5 separate regions of the Homo sapiens genome follow, and all the other regions are linked to region 4. Evidence: chromatin contacts called from ENCODE Hi-C or POLR2A ChIA-PET data. All regions are on one chromosome and are shown on one strand. Each heading gives the region's core, a stretch centred on a gene start or an enhancer-like site at or near the end of the contact. The rest is flanking DNA. Distances are from core to core; before and after follow the strand shown.

Region 1 (2,700 bases), core at 56-2,555, 330 kb before region 4:
CAGTATTAGAAGGTGCCACCATTGGTGCTGCCTTCTCTTCCCACAGCCTGTAACTCAGTGTTTTGTACTTCACTGAATTGTGATGGTTAGAAACTTCGTGGATAGTTTGTGGAAATCATCCAATTAAACATACTGCTTAAAACAGTGTTGCTGTGACTTCAGAGACAAGCCTGGAAGGGGCACCTTAGGAAGCCCCTTCGCTTCAGTTGCTCGCTTCTGGGTGTGCTCCCTTCGAAGGCCCAGATAAGACAGGGAACACTTGTGAGCACACAGAGCAGCATCTGATGCCCTGTGGTGTTTGGCATGTGCCCCCTGTCTACTGACCAATCAGTGTGGCATGAGGCCCACGCCACCCAAACCTTTCACTTTCCAAAGAGCTAGCCGTCCTCCACCCAGTACCATGTCCTAGCCTGTCTGCATTTGTTAGTGGTAATATTCTTTATGTATAATAAATTTTTATACCCAAGCCATTGATGTACTTTTCCTTGTACTCTCCCTTGTGGGTCCCTTGTCTGGCTTGGCTGAACCCCAAAATGCTTTGGGGTTGGACAGACCTGGCTGAACCTTAGTTTCTTCATCTATGAAATGGGAATATGAATTACTGCAGCAGCTTTTAGGGCAGATTTGCCATGGCATATACAAGGTAACTACCATAGTGCTCCTTGGGTATTGCCAATATCCTATTATTTCTGTGTAAAATGAAGATACTGATTGTTTTGAGGATTAAATGAAGTAATATATGAAAGCGTCCAGCTCACAGTCTATGCTTAAATGTCCTGCTTGCTTTCAGGGACAGAATCAGCCCTCAGGAGGGGCCCAAAGTGAGAAGGGGAAAGGTGACACTTGAAATGTGAAGATACAGGAAACTAGGTGACTCAAAACTAGAGTTTTGCTTTTTGCAATGTCTTGTAGATGAGTAAACAGGCACAATGACTACGAAAGGCACCATGTCTTTTAGTATCATGAGAAGTGCAACTTTCATTTCTCTGTGGGAGAGGACAGAGGCTTGGGTGTCTTACTGTCCTTCCAAGTACCACTGAGCACATCCAAACCACATGTGAAGTAGAGCACAGTGATGAGTGGGTGGGTGGGTGGGTGTGCTTCTGGCTAAAACTGGACCAAGGCAGGGGGAGAAAATGTTTAGTTGCCCTGCAAAAGTGATACATGCCGTGAGGTAATGCAGTCCTGACTAGGGGGGCAGTGATTATCTTTTCTAGCCAAGCAAAGCCAAGCAACCCCATTTCAGTCCAGGATGTGGGTGCACACACCGCTTCCTTAGAGGTTAAGTGGTGGTGGTTCAGTTCAGCTATCTGCAAACTTACCTTTGCCCTCAAGGAGGCTGTGCCAGCAATTAGCTATGGGTGTTAGTTCTCACACTGCTATGAAGAACTACCTGAGACTGGGTAATTTATAAAGAAAAGAGGTTTAATTGACTCATGGTTTCACAGGCTTTACAGGAAGCATGGCTGGGGAGGCCTCAGGAAACTTAACAGTTGTGGCAGAAGGTGAAGAGGAAGGAGGCACGTCTTACATGGCCGGAGCAGGAGGAAGAGAGCGCAGGGAGAGGTGCTGTACGCTTTTAAACAACCAGATCTCACTATCTGGATAGTGATAGATAAGAACTCACTATCACAAGAACAGCAAAGGGGGCGGCCCCTATGATCCAAACATATGGATCATATGACCTCTTACCAGGTCCCTCCTCCAACGTGGGGGATTACAATTGGGCATGAGATTTGGGTGGGGACACAAATCCAAATCATATCAGGTGTGTTTATTCATTGAACAAATATGCTGGTTTAGAAATACAGTGGTGAACACTGCAGGACCCCTGTTGCCTGCCTCACAGCTGGGGCACACGGGCAAGAAGACTGTCCACTGCTCCGAGAAGGGGGCCCTTGATCTCATTTTTAGCAGCCAGGGAATGTTTCCTGAAGAAAGTGGCCCTTTTAAAAACTGGAACCCAGGGGCTGATGCATCAGTTAGGAGTGTTTTGGCTGCAAGGAATAACTGGCAAAAAGAATTAGAGGAATATTTTACTTCCATAAGTGGAGACAGGTGGTTTCAGGTATTGTTCATGGTGGAATCATTCATTCAGTAATACCTCCAGGGAAACAGGCTCTTACTATGCTTCTCCGTCCTCTGTGGAGGGTTTGGCATCTCATAGTTGCAAGAAGTTTCTAGCACCACATCTTATAACAACTACCAAACAGAAATAAGTCATCCAGGGAGCAAAATTTTTCCCAGAAGATGTCACTGGTTAGAAAATGGGTCACAGGGACCCCTCTTGGTAAGTTTGGCTGGGAGAGCTGCGAAGAACAGACAGGCAATATACCAAGCCTTACTCCTTGGGATTGGGCACCTGTTTCCAATAAAATTAAGTTGGTAAAGATGAAAGAATGCCTGCTGGAAAGGCCGGGTGGGGTGGCTCACGCCTGTAATCCCAGCACTTTGGGAGGTCAAGGCAGGCGGATCACAAGGTCAGGAGATCGAGGCCATCCTGGCTAACACGGTGACACCCTGTCTCTACTAAAAATACAAAAAATTAGCCGGACGTGGTAGCAGGCGCCTGTAGTCCCAGCTACTCGGGAGGCTGAGGCAGGAGAATGGCGTGAACTCGGGATGTGGATCTTGCAGTGAGCCGAGATCGCGCCACTGCACTCCATCCTGGGCGACAATGAAACTCCGTCTCAAAAAAAA
Region 2 (2,700 bases), core at 164-2,663, 510 kb after region 4:
AGTGGATGGCTTTGTGGCAGGAATTGCACAATTGCATAGCTTTTTTTTTTTTTGAGATGGAGTCTTGCTCTGTCGCCCCGCCCAGGCTGGAGTGCAATGGCACGATCTCCACTCACCGCAACCTCCATCTCCCAGGTTCAAGTGATTCTCCTGCCTCAGCTCCCAAGTAGCTGGGATCACAGGCAGGTGCCACCACACCCAGCTACTTTTTTTTGTATTTTTAGTAGAGACGGGGTTTCACCATGTTGGCCAGGCTGGTCTCGAACTCCTGACCTCGTGATCCACTCATCTTGGCCTCCCAAAGTGGGATTACAGGCATGAGCCACCGCCCTGGCTGGGAATTGCACAGCTTTCTCAGCCTGTCGGTTGCCCATGCCTGTCCTTTGTAAGTTGTCTGTTTTCCACTCCAGCCTCTGTTGCAGGCCAAGTTCTCAAACTCTACCACTTCCTGCCTATCTCATTGGGTGTCAGTTCGAATCCAAGGTCAAACCAAGGAAGGTACCTTTTTCTTCCACAAGGCAACAGGGCAATGAAACAGCCATTGAGTAGCATTTAAGCAGTTTATTTGCCCAAAGCCACATTCTAGTAAGTGGCAGAATTAAATAGTTAAGAGTCTGACAGGCGGTCCTGGGTTTGCACCCTGCTGTCATGTGCTGAGTGATCCTGGACAAGTTATTCAACTTAAGTCCCCAGTTCTTGGTTTCAGGGTCCACTGAGGCTTCTACCAGGTTGCTGCCTCACTCATTAATTCACACAAGAAAGTTGGGGACTCTTGGGGATTTGAAGCTGAGAAGCTGCTGTAGTGCAAAGGGCTGGGGTTGACTCCTTCAAGGGGTGGCTAAAGAAATGTTTAGAGTTGTTTAGAGTAGGAAGTGCTTCTCAGGTCCCATGGCCACGTTCTGCCTAGAAGTCAAAGGTCAGCGGGGGTCCACAGCAGGTTGGGTCCTGGGGAAAGCAGCCCCCTAGTGACAGTTAAGGCTCAGATGCCAAGTCCCACTCCAGGACTGAAGGCTTTCGGGCAAGCGGCCTAGGGTGTAGGTTTCCCCCATCCCAGTCCCTCCCTGCCTGCGCTCACTGGGCCCGGGAGGACACCCATTGTTCATCATGCTCTGCGCACCCTGATGTCTCTAGAGAGCCATTCATTCAACAGATACCTGCAGAGCAGGGCCTGCATATCGAACCTTTTCCCTAGCCCTGGCCTCCTCACACATTTTATGTGCACTTGCTGTGAGCAGTCCACAGTCTTTGGCGTGCACAGGGGCACAGGCTGTTCCGGAAGCCGCCAGTCTCCAAAGTTCTGGCGGGAGAGAAGGGAGGGGAGAGGCTGAGTCTCAAGCCGCTAGGGAGCGGCTCTGCCCCAGGGCCGAGGGTGGAGCTTTCTGGGTCGGCCGGGAAAGGGCTGGGCTTAGCCTACAAGTGAAGGCAGGGCAGCGTTGGCGGGCGCTCCCTTGAGAAGTCCAGGTGGCGGGCACCTCCGAGCCGATTCCCAGGATCCCCCAAGTGGCTCTGAGCTGCCGATCACCGGATGCCCCAGATTCCTGGGACCCAATCCCGGATTTCAGAACCTCAGGACCTTGCAAGTCCGAGCTAGGATTTCTCCCTGGACTTTAGATTCCTGGAACGGGACGTCAGGCCGTATTCCGGATCCCTAGATCCCGTGGGAGATTCTCCGATTCCGAACGGATTCCAGATCCCAAGATTCCTGATCTGCCGGCCCAGGCTCCTGCCCCGCCCCCGGTTCCCAGTGCGCGGCGCCCCGCGCCTGAGCGCCCCCGCATGGCGGGGCCGTGTCCCCGGTCCGGGGCGGAGCGCGCCGGCAGCTGCTGGCAGGACCCGCTGGCCGTGGCGCTGAGCCGGGGCCGGCAGCTCGCGGCGCCCCCGGGCCGGGGCTGCGCGCGGAGCCGGCCGCTCAGCGTGGTCTACGTGCTGACCCGGGAGCCGCAGCCCGGGCTCGAGCCTCGGGAGGGAACCGAGGCGGAGCCGCTGCCCCTGCGCTGCCTGCGCGAGGCTTGCGCGCAGGTCCCCCGGCCGCGGCCGCCCCCGCAGCTGCGCAGCCTGCCCTTCGGGACGCTGGAGCTAGGCGACACCGCGGCTCTGGATGCCTTCTACAACGCGGGTGAGAGCGCTGGGGGCGGGGCCGGATCCGGGCGGGACTCAGGGTCCTGGGAGGGGACCAAGCCGGGCTCGAAGGCTCAAGGGAGGGGCCGAGAGGGGTACCGGGTCTAGGGGACTTAAAGTGAGCTAAAGCTGAAGGGCTTGGGACAGGGCCGTGAAAAAAGTGGGATTTAGGGGATCTGGGGCGCGGCCGGGCTCGGGACGAGACAGGGATCCGGGCGCGGCTCTAGGGCTCGAGGTTGGGGCTTAGGCACCCTTCAGTCGGAGCGGTGCCCAGCCAGCGGGGCAAGGATGGGGAGGGGCTTTGGAACTCTGGGGCGGGGCGGGGAGCGGCGCGGGGCTGTGGTGTCTCAGGGGTGGGGTTGGAGAACTCAGCCTCACCCTCAGGAGAATGTCACGCGGATCTCTTGAGGACAATTACTGGGAGAGGAGCTTGGACTTAGGGAAAGGGGCCGGGAGGCTGGAGTTCAGGAGTCCTAGCATACTATTTCCAAGGATCGGGCTAGGAGAGGCAAAAAGAGAAGCGAAGGGGCCCGACGGGACTGGATACTGGGTGAGGGAGCTTAGGTTAAGTGGCCTCAGCGG
Region 3 (2,700 bases), core at 173-2,672, 260 kb before region 4:
AGGCATCTAACCAAGGTATCTCCCTTTTTGTGGGGAGGCTGGGTGGTATGGAGAAAAGGACCTAGATTTGGAGGAAAAAAACAAAATGAGTTAGAATCTGGGCTTCATTAACTCTGGGTGATCTTGAGCAAATTGTTCAACTCCCTGAGCCTCAGTTTCCTACAGTGGAAACCTTTTGCGGTGACTTTTCAGTGCATCCTCCCCATCTTTCTGGTAATCGTCCCTGCCGTTGTCACATGATTGATACGATGGGGCTTCTATAACTATGTGAATCTGTGTCCCTCAACCCTGCCCGACTGATTGGATTAGGGGTATGGATGGATCTGACTCGCACTGGCCCATCAGAGTCCCTTTCCTGGGAATCTGGAATTCCAGGTTCAGTCTTAAATAGGGGAGATAGGAACTCAGGAGCTGCCTATGACCATTTTCTGCCACAGAGTGCTGATATGCAGCAAGAGAGAAGGATAAAACCCCCATTCCAGGTTATTCCTTAGGCATAACTAGGTAATCACTAGATGACCAGCTAGGCATAGCTAGGTAATCACTGGTGAAATGGTTATGGGCACAGTCTCTGGCGCCAGACTACCTTGGTTCAGATTCTGGCCTTGCCACTTAGTAGCTGTGTGACCCTGGGTGAGTCATTGAACTTCTCTGTGACCTGGTTCTCATCTGTAAAATGGGAGTGACATTATCATCTACTGCATGGGGTTGCCCTAAGGATTAAGTAAAAGGCATAGAATAATACCTGACACACAGTGAGTACTAAGTAAACATTATCTTTTGTGTGTGTGTGTGTGTGTGTGTGTGTGTGTGTGTGAGATGGAGTCTGGCTCTGTCACCTAGGCTGGAGTGCAGTGGCACAATCTTGGCTCACTGCAACCTCTGCCTCTCGGGTTCAAGCGATTCTCCTGCCTCAGCCTCCCGAGTAGCTGGGATTACAGGCATGTGCTACCACGCCTGGCTAATTTTTGCATTTTTAGTAGAGACAGGGTTTTGCCATGTTGGCCAGGCTGGTCTTGAGCTCCTGACCTCAGGTGATCTGCCCGCCTTGGCCTCCCAAAGTTCTGGGATTACAGGTGTGAGCCAACGCGGCCAGCCAGTACTGGGTATTTTCATACTTCCCATTCTTCTTGCCCTCTGTTCCCCAGAATCTGGTCATCTTCATCCACCTTGGCTGGGCTGGGGCTGACTATGGGAGATGGTGCCTCTGGGGTGGAGGCACTGTCTTTCCAAGGTGAGTCTGATCTGTTTGACAAGGTTCTTAGAACCACACACCTTGACACCTCATTCTGCACTCAGGAGAGTGAATCATCCATCTTGAGTGCCTTTCCCCAGGAAGATTTCACCCCTGGATGCACTCTAGGTTTTCTCGTTGCTGGGAACATGACTCAGGGCACAGTGGCCCTTGTGGGTGGAACAGAAGCTTGAGCCCAGTTTTCCTCATTTGTATCCTGCTGTGCAATCCCTTCCCTGGTCCCCTTGTGATCTACACAGGAAGGAAGGAAAGGTGTGCTATGGGCTTAAGGGAACAGAGGGCAAGAGTCTTGGAGATGTGAATGGAGCCTCTTGTTTCATGTGCTAACATCCCAGGGCAGAGAACAAGTCCGTGATGAGGAGTTTTCTTCCCCTGAGTCTGCTTCCTCAGCCTTCCCAGCCCCTTCCTTCGAGGTCTCTCCTGTCAGCCCACCCAGTTTACATCCTGGACCAAGCCCAGCAAGGGCGTGGGTGTGGTTAGGTGGGGTGGGAGATTCCAGGACCATTTTTATTTTTTGTTTTTTTGAGATGGAGTCTCACTCTGTCGCCCAGGCTGGAGTGCAGTGGCGCGATCTCAGCTCACTGCAACCTCCGCCTCCCGGGTTCAAGTGATTCTTCTGCCTCAGCCTCCTGAGTCAGCCTCCTGAGTAGCTGGGATTACAGGCACACACCACCACACCCAGCTAATTTTTTTTGTATTTTTAGTAGAGACGGGGTTTCACCATGTTGGTCAGGCTGGTCTTGAACTCCTGACCTCGTGATCTGCCTGCCTTGGCCTCCCAAAGTGCTGGGATTACAGATGTGGGCCACCGCGCCCGGCCCCAGGACCAGTTTTGCCTCCTGTATCCATTTGCTTCTGGTCTGGTGGACAGGAGGGTGATCCCTAGAAAGGGGCAAGATATTGTCATGGTCTGTGATCTTGCCCCTTTTCTCCTGTGGGGAAAGCCGTTGTGGACACAGAAAAGGCCATGGAGTGGGGAGGGAGAGCATCAGGAAGAATAGCTAATGGAGGGGGGGCTTCATACCTAGGTGATGGCTTGATCTATGCAGCAAACCACCATGGCACATGTTTACCTGTGTAACAAACCTGCACATCCTGCACATGTACCCCAGAACTTAAAGTTGAATTACAAAAAAAAAAAAAAAAAAAGGAAAAGGCCATGGAGTATTGGAGGGTACTTCTGGAAACCCACAAATCACAATGCTGCCGTCTTCTTCTTCTCCCATGCTGCTATGGTCCTTGACTGAGATTCTGCCTCAATTTTTCTATTTAGTTCTCCAGTTGTGACTGAACATAGCCTCAGACTTTGCATATTACCTGCCTCTTAGCTGCCTCGGTTAAAGACCTGCTAAGGCTATACCATGTTCCCACTCCTCCTTGGATCCCAAACCTAGGGCTGTCTGATTTCCCAGAAAGTGCCTCTGGAGATAGGTCAGTGTCCTCTA
Region 4 (2,700 bases), core at 194-2,693:
CAACCACGCAGCCAGCCCCTTCTGAGTGCCCTGTAGACGCCTGCCCCTATTGGCATGGCCATCTGTCCTCCGCACTCACCCCATCCGCACACCCACACCCTGTCAGGGCCTTCTCTAGTCACCATCACTCTGACTTCCACCATTTCCACCATCCCGCGTCAGGCAGGATGAGGAAACAGGTGTTGTAACACCAGCAGGCAAAGGGTGCTGGGAGGACGAAGACGCTTGGTCCTGGGCTGGGGGAAGAGCAAACAGATCCCAGGCGCCTTCCTGCAGAAAGCCCCTGGAGGTAGAGTCAGAATTTGAACCCAGATCTGCCAGATTCCCAAGCAGACCTGGAGAGACCCACTGCGAGGTGGTGGCCCCCTGCGGGACCCTTCATGAGGGACCTCCTTGGTCTAGGACCCCACTTGGGACCTCAAACACTCTGCTGGAAGCTGCTGCGACAGAGCGTTTTTCTGCAGCCAGGGAACAGGATGGGGCAGGGCCTTCAAGCCTCAGTTCGCTCTCTAAGGAAGGAACCCGCACCCCCACACAGCATCTCTCTCCTCCACCTCCATCTCCCCTACTCGGTGGCCCACGGGTCCTCCCTGCCCACAGAGCAGCACTGGCCACCCATCCACTGTGCTGTCTTACCCTGCCCTCCACTGTCTGTTATTCCCTCACCGCTTGCTCCTTCAGGCAATGACTAGTGACTGTGCGCCTGCTGTGTGCCCATCCCTGTGAACCAGGCCGCTGCGGGCAGACGGCAGATGTACGGGGGCGTGCAAGGAGCAGAGAGCCAGGAAGGCTTCCGGGAGGAAGCGCCATTTAAGCTGAGAACTGAAGAGCTGATCAAATCAAGTACTGCCCATGGTCAAACAGAAGGCCAAGGTGGACGCAGGGACTGAAGGAAGGCAGTGTAGAGGAGGGCCGGGGGAGGAGTGGGAGGACACAGACGGGAAGACTGACCCTGCACTTCAGAATCAAGACGCAGCCACGACCACCAGCGGCCTAATGCTGCGTCCCGGCGCGGTCGGAGCTCTGTCCCATGCGCACCGCGGGGCCACCTAGGAGTGGCCCGGCTGCATCCACCTCCCGCGCCTCAACCCACTGACTTTTCATCACTACCCTGCGGGGCAGGTCAGCGGTCCCCGTTCCACGAAAGCAAAAGCCGAGGTCCAAAGAGGTTGAGTGCGGCCCCAAATCACACAGCTTGGCCAGTGGCAGTGTCGGGATTTGAACCCAGGGGCAGTTTCCCCGGATTGCTAACGTCTTCTCCGGGTCTCTGCCCCCGCCCCACACCAAGGGAGTGCTCGGAGGGGTTCCAGCCCCCGCTCACCCTCGAAGTAGACCCCCGAGCAGACCCGCAGCACGCGCGGGAGGGAGGCGGGGTCCAAGGCGCGCACGAAGTCCTGCAGCGGCACCGGCTCCATGGTCCCCGCGGCTCTCTGGGCTCAGACTGAGGGGCGGGCGGGCGGTCCCCGGGAGCCCTGCAGCCCCGCCCCGCCGATGCCCCGCCCCGCACGCCGAAGCCGCCCCGCCAGCCCGCGGGAGCCCTGCAGCCCCGCCCCGCCGAAGCCCCGCCCCCCGCCCCCTGCAGTACCCTATGGGGAAGGGGCGATGATGAAGATGAAGAAGTCCCAGACGCCCCCTCAGCAGTGCTCCCAGTTAGAAAAAGGGGACGCGGCCCGACTTGTTCTGCGTCTCATAGGAGGGACATGCCTCTGCCCTTTGGGTTTGAGGAGGGAGATGTAGTGTCAGGGCTCCCGAATGTCCCTCCAGGACACTCCATGGTCCTCTATCGGAAACCTCCTGGTGAAGGGGATCTCATTACCTCTCCAGAACTCCCATACTCTTTCGATAATTATTGTCTACGTTGGCCTCGAACTCCTGGACTCAAGTGATCCTCCCACCTCGGCCTCCCAAAGTGCTGGGATCACAGGTGTGATCCACCTGTGAGCCACCACGCCGGGCCTCACCAATTCTAGTTAAAAATTCTTCCTAAGGCTAAAGAGAAATCTGCTTAGAAGCCGGACCAACCACTTATCCTGACCCCACAGGCTCGGGATAAGCCTTTTCCATTTCCCTGTCCCTCAGGAGTCAGACCAACATAGGTTCAAATCCCAGGTCTCCTCTTGCTCGTTGTATGACGTTAGGCAAATCACTTTGATTGTGTGAACCTCAGTTTCTTACTCTCTAAAACAGGGAGAAGAGGGCCGGGCGCAATGGCTCACGCCTATAATCCCAGCACTTTGGGAGGCCGAGGCGGGTGGATCACCTGAGGTCAGGAGTTTGAGACCAGACTAACATGGTGAAAACCCGTTTCTACTAAAAATACAAAAAAACCTAGCCAGACGTGGTGGCACACACCTCTAATCCCAGCTACTCGGGAGGCTGAGGCAGGAGAATCGCTTGAACCTGGGAGGCAGAGGTTGCAGTGAGCCGAGATTGTACCATTGCACTCCAGCTTGGGCAACAAGAGCAAAACTCCGTCTCAAAAAACAAAAACAAAAACAAAAAAACAGGGAGAAGAGGCTGGGTGTGGCCTGTAATCCCAGCACTTTGGGAGACTGAGGCAGGAGGATCACTTGAGACCAGGAGTCCTAGACCACCCTGGGCAAACTAGCAAGACCCTGTCTCTTAAAAAAAAGAATAAAATAAAATAAGGCCAGGCGCGGTGGCTCACGCCTATAATCCTAGCACTTTGGGAGGGTGAGG
Region 5 (2,700 bases), core at 36-2,535, 500 kb before region 4:
ATCCACAATCCACGCAGTTCCGCGGTTTCCGGTAAGAATCTACCACACCTCATCCCCTAAACTGGCTTCATTTCTAAACGGGCTTCATTCCTTTTTTTTTTAAGATGGGGTCTTGCTGTGTTGCCCAGGCTGGTCGCGAACTTCTGGCCTCAAGCGATTCTCCTGCCTCAGCCTCCAGAATAGTTGGCATTACAGGCGCGCGCCACCACGCCCGAAATTCATTTCTTTAATTTGGCGAAAAAGTAAGTGACTTCTAGAAGCCACTGGGTTTCTGGTTCCTCTATAAAGCAAATTCTTCCACTGAAGGACTTTTTCCTTCCACTGTTTGTTTTAAAAAGAACAAGAAAAGGAAGAGGTTGGAAGGAGCGAGGAGCTGAGTGTCCGAATGAAGCACTGGAGGGTTTTTTTTTTTTGCAAGCAATCAGTGATGCCCTGTAAGTCACTCTCCTCCGAGATTTGGGAGGTGCGTGAACTGCCATTCTACCATTCACCACTGGTTCTTTGGTCCACCGATCACAGATGTGAGCTGCACAGACATCGCAGCAAATTCGATGCCTTCCCGGTTTCCCGGAGCCGGGGTGTAGAGGGTGGGAGAGAGGGGTCGCTTCTTTTCCTTAATCTCATCTCTCCACCAAGAAAAACGTCGGGAGTTTCGTGCCCTGAAGCCGCCCAGGCTGATGTTTGAAAGTTAAATAATAACCTCCAGGTTTTTACAGAAACTCCGCCTGGCTCCGAAGCCCCCGTTCTGCCCAGCAGGGGTGCAGAGGTCTGAGGCAGGACGGTTTTGAAAAATGTACTTTGACCCGATCCGGTTACTGTAACCGGATCCCCAGGGAGCAGTCCCTGTTGGGGACCGGGGGAACAGGCTCCCCCGTGGCGGAGACTCCATGCACGGACACAAAGGGGGAGCAACGCAGCCCAGACAAAAGGGCCCAGCCAAGTCTCGGGGGGCGGAGAGGGCGAGCCTGCGCGGGCCCTGCCTCAGGCGGAGAAGCCCGGGTTGGACCGTTGTGGGAGGGCCGAGGAGGGAGGCGGCGGCCCCGCCCCGCCCTGGCCCGAAGCGACGGCGACCCGGGCCGTTACCTTCTGCCCGGACCGGGACCCTCTCGCAGAGCCAAGAAAGGGGCCGCAGCCTGAGAGGAGGCCGCAGCCTGATACTGAGCGCGTCCTGCTCACTTTCCCTTGCTCGCTGAACTTACCCAGATCTCCGCCGCCGCCTCCTCAGCCTCCACAGCAGCCTCTCCCGGAAATCCTACCTGGCCCGTTGGCCGCCAGGCAGCAGCCGGAGCCCTTGGCCCCCGGGGAGGGGGAAAAAGGGAGCCGGCTGGACAGTGTAGGGTAGGACGTGCCGCCGCGGAGGCTTACGGGACTTGTAGTCCCCAGCAGGGGCCGGTTGCCCGGCAAGCTGAACAAAATGGCGGGAAGCGTGCGTCCTTTCTCTCCGGGCGGTCGTCCTCCTTACGACCTCTCTGGGCATGCGCTGGCCGCTCTGCGCACCTTGTGTGTAAAAGAACTTGGGCACCTTTCCTGGTACTATGGGAGGCAAAGGTCTTTGGGCTTGGGAGGACAGGGTTCAATACTGGGCTCCAGGCAGTACCCAAAAAGGGAACTGATACAAGAGTGTTGTTTGAGAAAACTGTATCCCTGACTGGCCAAATTTCAATCATAACCTCCCCAAAGGAAAAACTATTTATTGAGGACCAATTTGAAGTGCAAAAAACGTACAAGCAAGTTATCTACCCTCAGTGTTGTGCGTAAGAAACCCAGGAATCATTCTGGACACTTCCCTCAAGCCATTAAGTCCAGTCATTCTACATCCCCAGTATTTTAATTCATTTCGATATCCTTCACTACTATCACCTAGTGAAAGCCACCATCACTTCTCTCCAAGTCTCAGTAGTTTCAGGCCCTAGGCTATCACCCTCCGAAAACCTTCCTTGCTGCTGCCAGAGGACCCTTCTAAATGCAAACCCATTGTATCACACAACCTAAATTAGACCTACATGTAAAACTTGAAGCTACGGCACATCTAGAGGACATTCCAGGAGAAAAATCGATGTGACTTTTCAAATACACTATCCATAAAATTAAAAAAATTGGCCAGGCGCGGTGGCGCATGCCTGTAATCCCAGCTACTCAGGAGGCTGAGGCAGGAGAATCGCTTGAACCCAGGAGGCGGAGGTTGCAGTGAGCCGAGATCTTGCCATTGCAGTCCAGCCTGGGCGACAGAGCAAGACTCCGTCGCAAAACAAACAAACAAACAAACAAACAAATTATCCGGGGCCTAGTGCCAAGCTCCTGTAGTCCCAGCTACGTGGGAGGCTGAGGTGAGATGATCACTTGAGCCTGGGGGGTCGAGATCGCACCAGTGCACTCCAGCCTGGGCAGCAGAGCAAGACCCTGTCTCAATAGAAAAAGAAAAAAGAAGAAAAAAAAATTGGCCGGGTGCAGTGGCTCACACCTCTCATCCCAGCACTTTGGGAGGCTAAGGCGGGAGGATCCCTTGAGCCCTGGAGTTTGAGACCAGCCTGCCAGCCTGGGCAACAGAGTGAGGCCCCATCTCTACAAAAACAATTTTAAAAATTAGCTGGGCATGATGGAACGTGCCTGTAGTCCCAGGTACTCAGGAGGCTGAAATAGGAGGATTATTTGAGCTGGGGAGGTCCAGGCTGCAATGAGCTGTGATGGTGTCGCTACACT

Evidence for each region. A loop is a pair of places that touch in the nucleus more often than their neighbours do. ChIA-PET counts read pairs that join two places held with the same protein, here RNA polymerase II (POLR2A). Pooled maps may share reads with other maps.
Region 1: a map with no recorded cell type shows a loop between it and region 4 (11-fold over the local background). The contact joins the enhancer-like site here to the promoter of THEMIS2 in region 4. A Hi-C loop is called at or near these places in 8 of 168 maps with a recorded cell type or tissue (HepG2, K562, aorta and 3 more), 17 of 37 single-sample maps with no recorded cell type and 10 of 50 pooled maps. POLR2A ChIA-PET finds 5 or more read pairs at or near these places in 2 of 52 experiments (GM12878 and MCF 10A).
Region 2: a loop to region 4 is called in a pooled map, with 3 times the contacts of the local background. The contact joins the promoter of MAP3K6 here to the promoter of THEMIS2 in region 4. A Hi-C loop is called at or near these places in 1 of 50 pooled maps. POLR2A ChIA-PET finds 5 or more read pairs at or near these places in 2 of 52 experiments (WTC11 and activated B cell).
Region 3: a loop to region 4 is called in a pooled map, with 2.7 times the contacts of the local background. The contact joins the enhancer-like site here to the promoter of THEMIS2 in region 4. A Hi-C loop is called at or near these places in 2 of 37 single-sample maps with no recorded cell type and 5 of 50 pooled maps. POLR2A ChIA-PET finds 5 or more read pairs at or near these places in 1 of 52 experiments (common myeloid progenitor, CD34-positive).
Region 5: a loop to region 4 is called in a pooled map, with 4 times the contacts of the local background. The contact joins the promoter of PHACTR4 here to the promoter of THEMIS2 in region 4. A Hi-C loop is called at or near these places in 3 of 37 single-sample maps with no recorded cell type and 2 of 50 pooled maps. POLR2A ChIA-PET finds 5 or more read pairs at or near these places in 1 of 52 experiments (T-cell).

Annotation. Positions count from the first base shown.
Region 1 is chr1:28,198,323-28,201,022 of GRCh38, reverse strand. It overlaps DNAJC8 (DnaJ heat shock protein family (Hsp40) member C8), which reads left to right. Exons shown (of 9, transcript NM_014280.3): 9 at 1-745. Among named protein-coding and RNA genes, the nearest start is that of PTAFR, 23 kb to the right of the region's middle. RefSeq lists a silencer at 1,029-1,358. Within about 2 kb of position 1,305, at least 6 of the 41 ENCODE cell types and tissues checked have a DNase peak (open chromatin) inside an H3K27ac peak, as active enhancers do; they include GM12878, where a contact is called at or near this core.
Region 2 is chr1:27,365,674-27,368,373 of GRCh38, reverse strand. MAP3K6 (mitogen-activated protein kinase kinase kinase 6) reads left to right here and starts at 1,413. Exons shown (of 29, transcript NM_004672.5): 1 at 1,413-2,116. The coding sequence starts at 1,777. RefSeq lists enhancers at 547-1,488, 1,489-2,432 and silencers at 1,685-1,794, 1,825-2,044, 2,115-2,164.
Region 3 is chr1:28,127,998-28,130,697 of GRCh38, reverse strand. No RefSeq gene overlaps it. Among named protein-coding and RNA genes, the nearest start is that of EYA3, 41 kb to the right of the region's middle. Within about 2 kb of position 1,422, at least 6 of the 41 ENCODE cell types and tissues checked have a DNase peak (open chromatin) inside an H3K27ac peak, as active enhancers do.
Region 4 is chr1:27,871,287-27,873,986 of GRCh38, reverse strand. THEMIS2 (thymocyte selection associated family member 2) reads right to left here and starts at 1,443. Exons shown (of 6, transcript NM_001105556.3): 1 at 1,322-1,443. The coding sequence starts at 1,415. RefSeq lists a silencer at 1,326-1,595.
Region 5 is chr1:28,368,325-28,371,024 of GRCh38, reverse strand. It overlaps PHACTR4 (phosphatase and actin regulator 4), which reads right to left and starts at 1,285. Exons shown (of 14, transcript NM_001048183.3): 1 at 1,200-1,285. RefSeq lists a silencer at 912-1,131 and enhancers at 1,213-1,507, 1,158-2,113.